Regions from separate parts of the Mus musculus genome. Here region 2 is linked to region 1. The links are chromatin loops, found by intact Hi-C in ENCODE. Cell type or tissue: heart. All regions are shown on one strand. Links, peaks and the distances in the headings refer to the core of each region. The heading gives the core; the rest is flanking DNA. Region 1 has its middle 34 kb from the start of Gm22312. Region 2 overlaps 9530026P05Rik (RIKEN cDNA 9530026P05 gene).

Evidence for each region. A loop is a pair of places that touch in the nucleus more often than their neighbours do. Peaks named below come from ENCODE experiments on the same cell type or tissue, not always from the same donor. Only the 100,000 strongest peaks of a DNase experiment are listed, where the experiment ranks them.
Region 2: a loop joins it to region 1, with 2.7 times the contacts of the local background. A loop is called at or near these places in 1 of 42 quality-filtered maps.

What each region holds. Positions count from the first base shown.
Region 1 is chr6:93,541,119-93,546,500 of GRCm38, forward strand. No RefSeq gene overlaps it. Among named protein-coding and RNA genes, the nearest start is that of Gm22312, 34 kb to the left of the region's middle. In heart, for the core only: a CTCF peak has its summit at 2,356 (motif pointing left); no DNase peak of the experiment used is centred there.
Region 2 is chr6:92,986,047-92,991,428 of GRCm38, forward strand. The region is part of intron 1 of 9530026P05Rik (RIKEN cDNA 9530026P05 gene); the gene reads left to right. Among named protein-coding and RNA genes, the nearest start is that of Adamts9, 45 kb to the left of the region's middle. In heart, for the core only: no CTCF peak of the experiment used is centred there; DNase peaks (open chromatin) are centred at 1,975 and 2,425; H3K27ac peaks cover 2,465 bases.

The sequences.
Region 1 (5,382 bases), core at 107-5,106:
AAAGGAAACATTCGTGGAATTCACTGGTCTTACTATGTTCCCTGTCATCCTGAAGCAGCTAACTTGTTAGAAGAGTCAAATAACTTACAAAGACACAGTTATAACAACACCTAGGTAGTAATAGTCTGGAGGCCTGTGACTGGGCACTCCAAGTTAACCGTGTCTGAATCAGCAGCCTTTATATGGTTTCTCTCTCTCTCTCTCTCTCTCTCTCTCTCTCTCTCTCTCTCTCTCTCTCTCTCTCTCTCTCTCTCTCCCTGCCAAGATTCATGGATTCGGGAATCAAAACAAACAAATGGAGCACCTAGCAGCACTCCTTATTACCCACTAACAACATTTTTGTTTCCTGTCCCTTTAATTGTATGTTCCATTCATCTAGAAATCTTAGTTCTTGAGAAGGTGGACACTTCTGCCTTGAGGCACAACAAACATTCCATTGAGTAAAAGTTAAGACTTCTCCATGGCCACGTTGTGCTCTTAAGTCAACACACTAAGCAAGAAGTCACAACTTCAGCAGAGATGAGTAGTCCAGACTGGCAGTGTAAAATTAGACTGTTTCTCTACAGGTACATCTTGAGAGCAGGAGACACTCTAGGGCATCAGTTCTCAACCTTTTGGAATCAAATGACTCTTTTACAGAGGTTACCTAAGACCATCAGAAAACATAGATATTTACATTATGATGCTTAACGGTAGCAAAATTACAGTTCTGAAGTAGCACAAAAATAACTTTATGATTGTGGGTCACCACAACATGAGGAACTGGATAAAGGGTTGTAGCATTAAGAAGGTTGAAAACCACTGCTTTAGGGCATCTCTTGGTGCTGGCATGGCCTGGTATTCAAGTCAATGGGATGTACCAATCCAGGCAGGATGACGAATGGCTCAAACCCATTTGGAATGAAGGTGCTGGTCACCTCTCCAGGTAAAGAACAAAGAGAGCCAAGGTGCTTGTTGAGGAAACACATGAGTAGTAGATAAAGATAGCAATAAACACAGCTCTAGGCCATGCGACCTGTTACAGAGACCATGATTGCAGTCATCACATGTTTCTGTTCTACTTTGTTAAGAAAATGCTTACTCAGGGCTGGAGAGGTGGCTCAGTGGTCAAGAGCACTGACTGCTCCTCCAGAGGTCCTGAATTCAATTCCCAGCAACCCTCAGTAATGGGATCTGATGCCTTCTTCTGGTGTGTCTGAAGAGAGCAGCAGTGTACTCATATACATAAAATAAATAAATCTCTTAAAAAAGAATATGCTTACTCATATATACACATATATTGAGTAGATATTTTTGTTTTCTTTCCTCTTCCATTCCCCTTCTATGTTATAGCATCAACTGAGATGATATCAGGAGTTCTGTTTTGTTAACTGTATTATCATATCTAAGTATGGGACATTAAAAAAAAAACTAAACATTTTTCAGGTAACTTTGCCATCTGTTCTGGTGGCGATGATTTAGCATAGTTCAGCTGTATGTTGGATACGTATATCATTTTAGGTAGAATGATACCTTTGTTATTCTCTTCATTTGGAAATAAGCATAACTTAAGGAGATGTGATTGAGTGTCAAGTTGACAACGGGTGGACATACGATAGTAGGTCTTGTCAGGTTGACAGAATCTCGAGTCCATTAAGGGACATGCCCCTTGGAGAGCTCCCCAGGAATTTTCCAACCCTCAAGCATTGAAACAATTAGGACATCCAGATTTTTGAGAAGTTAGTGAGTTCTCAGACACTCTAGCATGTACACAGCCATTGTCAGCCTACTGAACCCTTTTAATGCATAGCATTCCAGGAAATCCTCTTTTCTAACCTCTACCCACTCTATCAGTTCTGCTCCTGCAGAAAGCCCTGCCTAATATGGTGTCTTAGCATGAACACTTGAATACACACACCTTCAGCTTCCCAGATGCTCAAGGGCAGCCCTGAAGCCCTGAGATGCCAAGCTGGATGCTGCTGCTTCTCATCTCAACCACCCATTCTTAGCATTTTTTTCATCCTGTGCCATTTGTTTAGATGGATAGTGAATTTTAAGTAAGACATCTAAAGTCCAAAGGTGATTTAAATGTGTTCTAGAGCAGTCATGGTCTGCAGAATCCCTGGTCTGGTTCGGGTATAAAGAACTGGTTTCCTACCCAGAAGAGATCACAGTTCCTTTGTTAATGTCATGATCAATACTATTGAGCCCTGGAGATGGGCTCCATCCCCTCCTTCTCTGCCTGTTCACATTCTCATCACCGCTAGAAGTCTCATATCCAAGGTTATGATGAATCCAGTCCCTTCAGGCTTCTACCACTAATCACATCTTCATAAAGTTTAATTTAACGTAACACTGCCCTCTTGTGCCTCAGCACACAAGGGGCCTCTGTGGGGGAAAGGTTTACTTTTAATTAAAAGTGAAACATACCTTTGGCACCTCAGTAAACTCTGTGTTGTTGGAGGATATTTCTAGCTTAACTCCCCCTCCTGTCCTATAGCTCACTCCTTTATTCCATTGGTTTTCACAACTGATAATTGCTGGCCATGGAAACCAGCTACACGGGCCGACTTAAACATAAACCCACATGTGATTATTTTAAAGTAGCATATGGACGGAAATAGCAAACAATGAATCCAGGCTGCCCAGGAATGATGACTGCAAGAGAAACTGAGTAAGAAACCAGGAAATGAAAAGAAGGTTATTAAATAGACTTGCCACAGCTGGCTTAGCGATTCCAATAGACTGGTTAACGGGAAAAGCAATCAGTCCCGAGCCCCGTAATTACTTTTCTGCTGAGTTCCAGTTCCATAGCTCCGTGTTTGCAGAGTGTAATTAGGAGCTCCGGTCACAACCTAAAACTAAACCCAATAAGAGCGACCAGACTTTTTAGAACAGCGGCATGCTCAAGAAACCTCTGAACAGTGTGTCTCCTAAAACTGATTGTCAGTAATCCTTGGTTTTATTTTTAAAAACATCTTTTTCATAAGGAAGAGGGCAGGACTTAACTTCAAAACAGGTACAAACCGCCGTATTTTGAGCCTAACTCCTGGCTCAGAAATGGAGCCAGTATTTTTCTCTTGATTAGCCACAACACAGCACTGGAGTGGGAAATGCCTAGACAACCGATTCAGCAAACTTTGATGTCACTGAGGCAGAAAGGATGCAGGCAAGCCAACCTCTAAGTTAACATAATAAAAACCTAACCCAGGTGTCTGCAGGCTACTATCTCAGTCTTCCAGAGACAGAGCTGCGGGAGACTCTGCCTTCTCACCCTCTAGACCCAGCATCCACCTCTGGGGTTATCTTAGAGATGACTGTTTTGGCCAGCAACAGATGCCTGAAGATTAGGCAGATAGGCATCTGGGGAAGGAGGGTGGCTATAAAAATGTTCATGAGGCAGACATAGTGACACAGGCCAGTAAGCCCAGCACTTGGGAGGTGGGGACTGAAGATAACAAGTTCAAGGCAAGAATGGTTTGCAAGGTGAAAACCTGTCTCAAACAACAGCAAACTGTCCCTGGTTTCTACCCACCCCCTTCTTGCTCTCATCTCTCAGGCCTCCCTTTGTTTACTGGTGAGTTTCCACTGTTGCCCTGTTGCCAGACCAGTCCAGACCACCTGGACCAGAATCTCTGCTTTTCTTTGCTAGGATTAGAAACCCAGATTCACCTAAGACTTTGGAAATGCCAGTTATCCTAAACTACCAGACCTTGTGCTAAACCAGGTCCGATGAGTGCATCAGACACACTAGCTTGCTGGCTGCTCATCAGTCATGGAGAGTGGGGGTGGGGGAAACTTTGTGGAAATCCACAGCCCTGTAAAGGTACAGGTCTTTTAAAAATGAAAACAAAACCAGCGGAGTGAAAAAGAGGCTTTATGGTAGTTTTTATCTTTAATTTTGTGTGTGTGTGTGTGTATACCTTTGTGTGTGTGTCCATTTGGGGGGATTCATGTGTGTGTGTGTGTGTGTGTGTGTGTGCACTAAAGGTTGATGGCAGGTGTCTTCTTTGATAACTCTTTACTTAGTAAGACAGGGTCTCCAGGTGAACCCAGAGCTTATCCACTTAGCTAGCCTAACCTCAGGTTGCTGTGCGTATCCCTGTCTCAGTATTCAACCCAGTGAGTGCTGAGGTTCTGAACTTCAGTCCTTAATGTTTCCAGGGGAACACAGGGAGCACTCTGTGAAGCCATCTCTCCACTCCCATCTTTTGCCCACATTCTCTCTGTATTTCCTTATTGTCCCTACTCTAAGAAAGAAGGGAGGGGGAGGGAGGGAGTTAATGGTAGATAGACTGATTAGATAAATAGATAGATAGATAGATAGATAGATAGATAGATAGATAGGTAGGTAGATAGATAGATAGATAGATAGATAGATAGATAGATAGATAAGATAGATAAGATAGATAGAATGAATGTGTGGGTGGATGAAACTAAGGGACAGTAAGACTTTTGAGCTAAACACCACACAGAAATATTACTTAAATAAAATCCTTGGAGTTGTTTAAAATAACTTTAGTTAAACACGCAACAGACATCAAGCATTTCAAAAGTAAGGCTCTTCCTCCTAAGGCCACTGCTTTGACTTTAGCCACACTCATGAGGTGTGTGAGGCTGCGCTCTGCGGTTCTGTGTGTGTTCTTCTCTTTCAACCACCTTTCTGCCCTTCCCAAAGCTCATCAGGTGCTGTCAGAGACAATGATAACGGAAAACCAAGACAGGTGGACGTTATTAAGCATTTTCTACTCTTCAAGGACTCTTTTGCTTTTATACCCCATAAGCTGCAAAATAACATGAATGTATGTTACATATGGGGAAACTGAGGCTAAAGCAGTCCTCAGCTCAAGATCAAGCAGCTAGGAAGGAGCTAGGAACATCGAACCCTGGAATGTCCCACTCTAAAGGTCATGCTCTTGGCCTTTGTGGCCCAACACCTGCTGGATAATATGTTCTGATCACCCTTGAAAACCCTTGGGCAATCATTTGGGTATACGTTAGCTCCTTCCCAGCTGGTTGGGCATCTGGGATCTTCTCCATGGAAACCTCCACAGCAGAAACATCTCTGAAGGTCTTAAGGATGAAACTCCCATTCTGTTTGGCCAACCTGCTTTCCTAACCTCTGGTACCCTTGCCCTCCTGGGCAGCCTTGCCTTGAATTTCTTCATTTGTCTTATCATTTTAGTTTGCAGAGGGAAGAGGCCAATGCATGTTTTGCAGTTATCAAGGTGTGGATTCATTGAATAATCCAAAGAATCCAGCAATGACCCTCTGATACAGCCAGGAAGTATTCCCTACCTGGCCCCCATGTTGTAATCTCTGGAAGGATAATGCTTTGAGGAAGAGACCAAGAAGCCCTTGACTATCTTCCCTAGCAGTTCTATGGTCACTCAGATGCCCTCT
Region 2 (5,382 bases), core at 286-5,285, 550 kb before region 1:
CTCTCACTTAACAATAAAAAAGCCCCACGATTACAAGAAAACAGTACTGTGCTTGGTCTGCATAACCTTATTTCCGCCCAGATTGTTACTTGTGACAGAAATGTACATAGACAAAATGCTCTAAATAAGATTCATAGCATCTTTCTTTTATCAAGCCTCACGCTAGTGATGGGGATCCATCCAGACTGTGTTAGCTGAGTACAGATGGATGGACCAATGCATTATGTGACATCTGAGGATCGGAACTCACTCTATGATAACAGGCGTGGCTAGCTTTATCTTTGGTGGAATCTGCAATCTGGAAATGTACCCTCCACCAATCATGATATTGCTGTCAAGAGCCTTGCATCCTTCTTGAACGGCTGTCTTAGAGTTACTATGGCTGTGATGAAACACCATGATCAAAAACAAGTTGGGGATGGAAGGATTTATTTGGGCTTCCACATCACAGTTCATCAATGAAGGAAGTCAAGCCAGTAACCTGGAGGGAGGAGCTGATGCAGAGGCCATGGCAGGATGCTGCTTACTAGCTTGCTCCCCGTGGCTCGTTCAGCCCACTCTGGTATAGAACTCAGAAGTATCAGCTCAGAGGTGGCTCCATGATGGGAGTCTCCCAATCAGCAGCCAGGAACTGGAGAGATGGCTCCGTAGGTAAAGTAGTTGTCATGGAAGTGAGAAGATCTGGGTTCAGATTCTCCTACACGTACGTAAACCCAAATGAAACACTGCACACCAGTAATCCCAGAGCTCCCATGACAATCTGGGAGGCAGAGAAGCTTGAAGTGTAGCTTGCCTGGTCAACCACAGGGACAAACAAACAAACAAACAAACAAACCCAATAAATTTTGTCTCAAACAAGGTGAGAGGTGAGAACAAAGACTTGAGATTGTCCCAGGATTTCGCACACATACCCAAACACACTCACACTTAACACTCACACACATACATATTCGCATACTTACAAACATGTAACACACACACACACACACACACACACACACACGCACGCAGAGTTTTCTGTTTGTTTGTTTGTTTTAAAACACCTGTGTCTGGTGTTACAGGTTGAGATTCCAGGCATAGAAAAAACAAAACAAAACAAAACAAAAACAAAACAAAGAATTCTATTTTCTGATAACTTAAAAATATTTATTATGACACTAATGAAGGCAAATAACCACTTTAAGAGTGACCAAGTCCCAGACTCTGGGCCGTATTTGTGTGAATTTTACCACTTAATCTTTAGAAGGCTTATGGAGTAGATCTTTGAATTGCTTGATGTGAGAAAAGCACTGTTCACAGTCCTGCCTTTAGGATATGGCGAGCCTCGTATCTGAACCCCATTCTTTTCTTTTCTCTTTTGAGCCCATGGAGCACAGACTGTGCCTGCCTCACTGCGGCTGTTCCTTATGTTCTTTTTCTTAGGAAAAGAAGAATCACGAGGTTCCTTTTAATCCCAGAATTCACCTGGCTTGAGCGCATGCTCTGTGATAGGAATGTGAGCTGCCAGAAGATGGGAGGAGCTTGCAGTGGGAACAGGAGAAACTGAGACCGTGAGAGGGTGTGACTGGGCGACTTACCACCAGCACGATCTATTCCTACCATACACATTCCCAGACTATCTAGAAACCCTCGCATGCAAGGATAAATTGCTAAGAATTTATGCCCCATGACCAGAAAGACTGTGGCACAAACCGTTTTAATTGTGTTGACCCAATAAGATACGAGAACGAAACTATTTTCCCCTGGAAAGAGAAATGTTAGCATTTCAACCAGAGCAGCCTTTCAAGCTTCTCCAAGTGCCACATGGCGCTCTGTGATTTTCTAATAGGAAATGTCCCCGCCACTGACATCCTACTGCAGAACAAGAAGACAACACTACCAAAAAGGGGGTTTCTCCAATAGTGTCTCATGTAGCTGTTGAGATGTTCTTGGGTTCAAAAATAGTCACATCCACTCAAAAGTCCTCCAAGTTAATTTCAGCTTTGTTGTTATTCCTGGCCTGGCCCCGATCCAGAGTACAGCTCTTAACATCTTAGGCTGCTTCACCTTGGGGCTGAAGGAGTCCTTCTACATGGATAGGGGGGTCTACTGAGTCCCTGGAGCACACTGTGGTATCCAGTTTTTCCCTCAGAGACCCCTGAATGTTTTGAGGGTAAGTCGTGACTGAGGAGAACTCTGGGGAACCTTTAAATAAGAACAGGAAAAGCCAAAGCACACAGAGCGTGCGTCCTGAGGAGGAAGCTTGTTTTAAAGGGTTTTTTTTTTTTTTTTTTTTTGTACTTATTGACTGTCACGGGGAGGGCAGGGTTCAGTGTGAACAGATTTCCCTATGACGGGAGAGAAGGCAAGCTTCCTCACAAATGAAGTCATGCTCCCTCTACTCCGCTGCTGCGGGGAAGTGATGCTTTTCTAATTGTCTGCCTCACTTCCTTGACACTTTTCCTCCTTCAGATCAGGGACAGTTTCCTGGGGTCAAGCACGCAGCAGGCTCCAGCCCAGCGTGTTAACCAGGAACTCAGGAGCCATGGCGTCCTTCAGACGGGACTTGTGGCTCAGGATGGAGTCTTCTGATTTGGGACGTGACAGTTTGAGGGAGAGTGGACACAATAAATCTATCCGCTCCGTGGATCTGCATTTAGTGGTATCTGCTGCCTTTTATTGGACAATAACCTGTGTCTTCAGGAAGAGCTTGACCGGTCACATGAACCCTATGTGTGCTTGCCCAACCATCAGAGATTTTTGTACAGAGGAAGTGGTTTAGCTCAAAGCATCGTCATCACCAAGAGTAACGCTGGGTATTAGATTAACATCACGTCAAATATGTCCTCATATTTGACTTTCTATAAGTGATCGCATAGCCTCGTTTTTACTGATAAGGAAAGTAGAATTAGAAAGATTGGGAAAATCTATTTAAGATTTTCAATATTTTGGTTTATATTCTTCCTTAAAGCGGGTCTCAAGCCGGGGATTCCAGGAAGGGTGTGATTGCGAACCAGTGGGAGAACTGACAGTCTGTAGGGAGACTAGAAAACAGGAGGGGACATAGACCTCAGCGTTCTCTCTACTGCTATGTGTAATGCATTTTTATGCCACTTTCTGACAGGCACTAGCTAAGAGTGGATGGGTGGGGAGGGTTTTATTTTAAAGCCTGGGTAGAGCTTTTTCAGAGCTTCAAAGCAACCTTCAGGGAGGTACAAAGGGAGGGGAAGAGATGGGAGGGAGAGAGAGAGTCTGGTTGTTGAAACACTGGGCTGCCCTGAAGTGGAAGTTAAGCTCTGTGCTTTGCACATTTAGAAGTAGGGACAAGTCACAGACCTCCTGAGTTCCTCTTGCTGAAAGACACCCAGTTCTGAAATCTGATAATATATAAACCAGTAAGACATGTAGAAGACCTCTGAGACATAATATTTCTGGGGGTAACAACTTAGTTGGATACATGACCACCAAAGGCACTTTCTTTTCCCTATGATTTTTTGCTATCAAACTGTTCCTCACTCATTGAGAATTGTCATCCCTTACTGAGACCACGATATACCCCCTGTGGCCATGCTAGGACTGCTCTAACACAATCCTACTGAGGAACTGGCTTCAACAGTTATGTCTGTCTTCTCCTGAGTTCTCTCTGCCTGCCTTGTGGGTGGCCCTCGTTTCCCTTTCCGTATGTTTACTCTTGTATCTTTGGCCCTTCTTGCAAGGTTACTGCCCCCATTGGATTAGGGGCTCTGTCCTTAATACCTCCTTTAATTGCATCTACGTCCTTAAAGGTCTGTCCCAGTATATTCACGTTGAGTTTCAGAGGACAGCATTAAGTTTACAACATCTGACCTTCCCCAGCCAAGTCTCCTCATTCTTCTCATTCTTCAGGGCAGTGGAAAAGCTTAGCACTCCCGACGCCTTCTTGTCTGGAGGTAATGTTTTTTAAAAGCCCACCATTTCCCACATCTCCTTACACTTCCCAGGGTACCTTAAAGTAAATAGCCAGTTTCGGGAATTTTCTAGATGGTAGGAGGTCCAGAAGAGGCTTGGCTCAGCTGATCTGTTGTACTTGTTATTCTGCCTAGGGGACCGGGGCTAGGACTTATGCATTCATAATTCTCCAACATTCCTTGATACTACAAATGTAGTCTCCAAAAAGGTTGGTCCATTTTATACTTGTACCTGGTTGCCAGCTAAGCACAAACCCCTCTGCTTCCTGTGTCAAAACCGTATAATCGGTAAGAAACCACTGTTTCCTTTACCAGATTAGTTTGTGAAAACAACCCCCGCCCCCAAATCAATACTTCTACATCCTTAACTACAGTGCACAGACCATTCTGAGAATACAGAATTATTTCTAATATCCTTATGTATATGTTTATATTTAGCCATAGGACTTCATATAATTTCTCTCTTGAACAATTTGGGGGAAATTTGAGCATTTTAAAGAATACTTCTTTGCCCTTCCTTTTTGTTCTCCTTCTTCTTTGCTCGGGTGGAGCAGGTCTGTCCCACTGAAGCTTCCTCTGTAGCCTACGCACACATTTATAAGATGAACCTGAAGTGTGTGTGTGCATGTGTGTGCATGTATATATGTGTGGATTTGTGCGTGTGTGTGTATGGGTGTGCATGTGTACATGTATATGTGCTTTGTGTGTGTGTGTGTGTGTGTGTGTGTGTGTGTGTGTGTGTGTGTGTGTGTGTATGATGCAATCAAATCATCATAAACTGAATTCTTATTTTATGCCCTGCCTTGGAGATGTAGCAGATCAAGTTTTGGGTTTCTGTTTTATTTTTGTTTTGTCTTTAGGCCTTCAGTGGCCAAAGGTTAGAATATTTCAAATTTGTTTTCAAGTGTTATTTCCTTGTGAGATTTAACATAAGATTTAAGATAGAAAGGATTCAGAGAAATGATAAAAGCAATGAAAATTATTAATAAACATGAGAGAGAAAGCCAAAGAAGGCAGTATTATTAAATCTAAACGACAAAGCTAAAGAAAAATGACACAATTACTGTCAACTCCCTGAGTGTTTTCTTAACAAGAAGCTGTATAAAACTGTATAAAGGGGGATTTGTGATCTTTGAGGGGGAACAAGGACGACTGAACATTTTTCATGTTTCTCCCCCTTTGTGACAACCTGAGGAACCAGATCGGATGCTACTTTCTCACAATTGTCTGTCTCTTTTTTAGGATAATAAAAACTTTGATCTTTAGGGATTTTACCTCCTGGTTTTGAACCTCAGAGGAAGCACCACGTTTTGTGGTTGTCCAAGGTTCCCTTCAGTACACGTGTGCTGAGCTATATGACCATTTCTCAAGCACAGTGGTAGGGATCTTAAGACTCTTAGTGCTTGAGATGCTGCTATGTGGCAGACACAAAGGGCTTTACTTTATCTTCACTTCA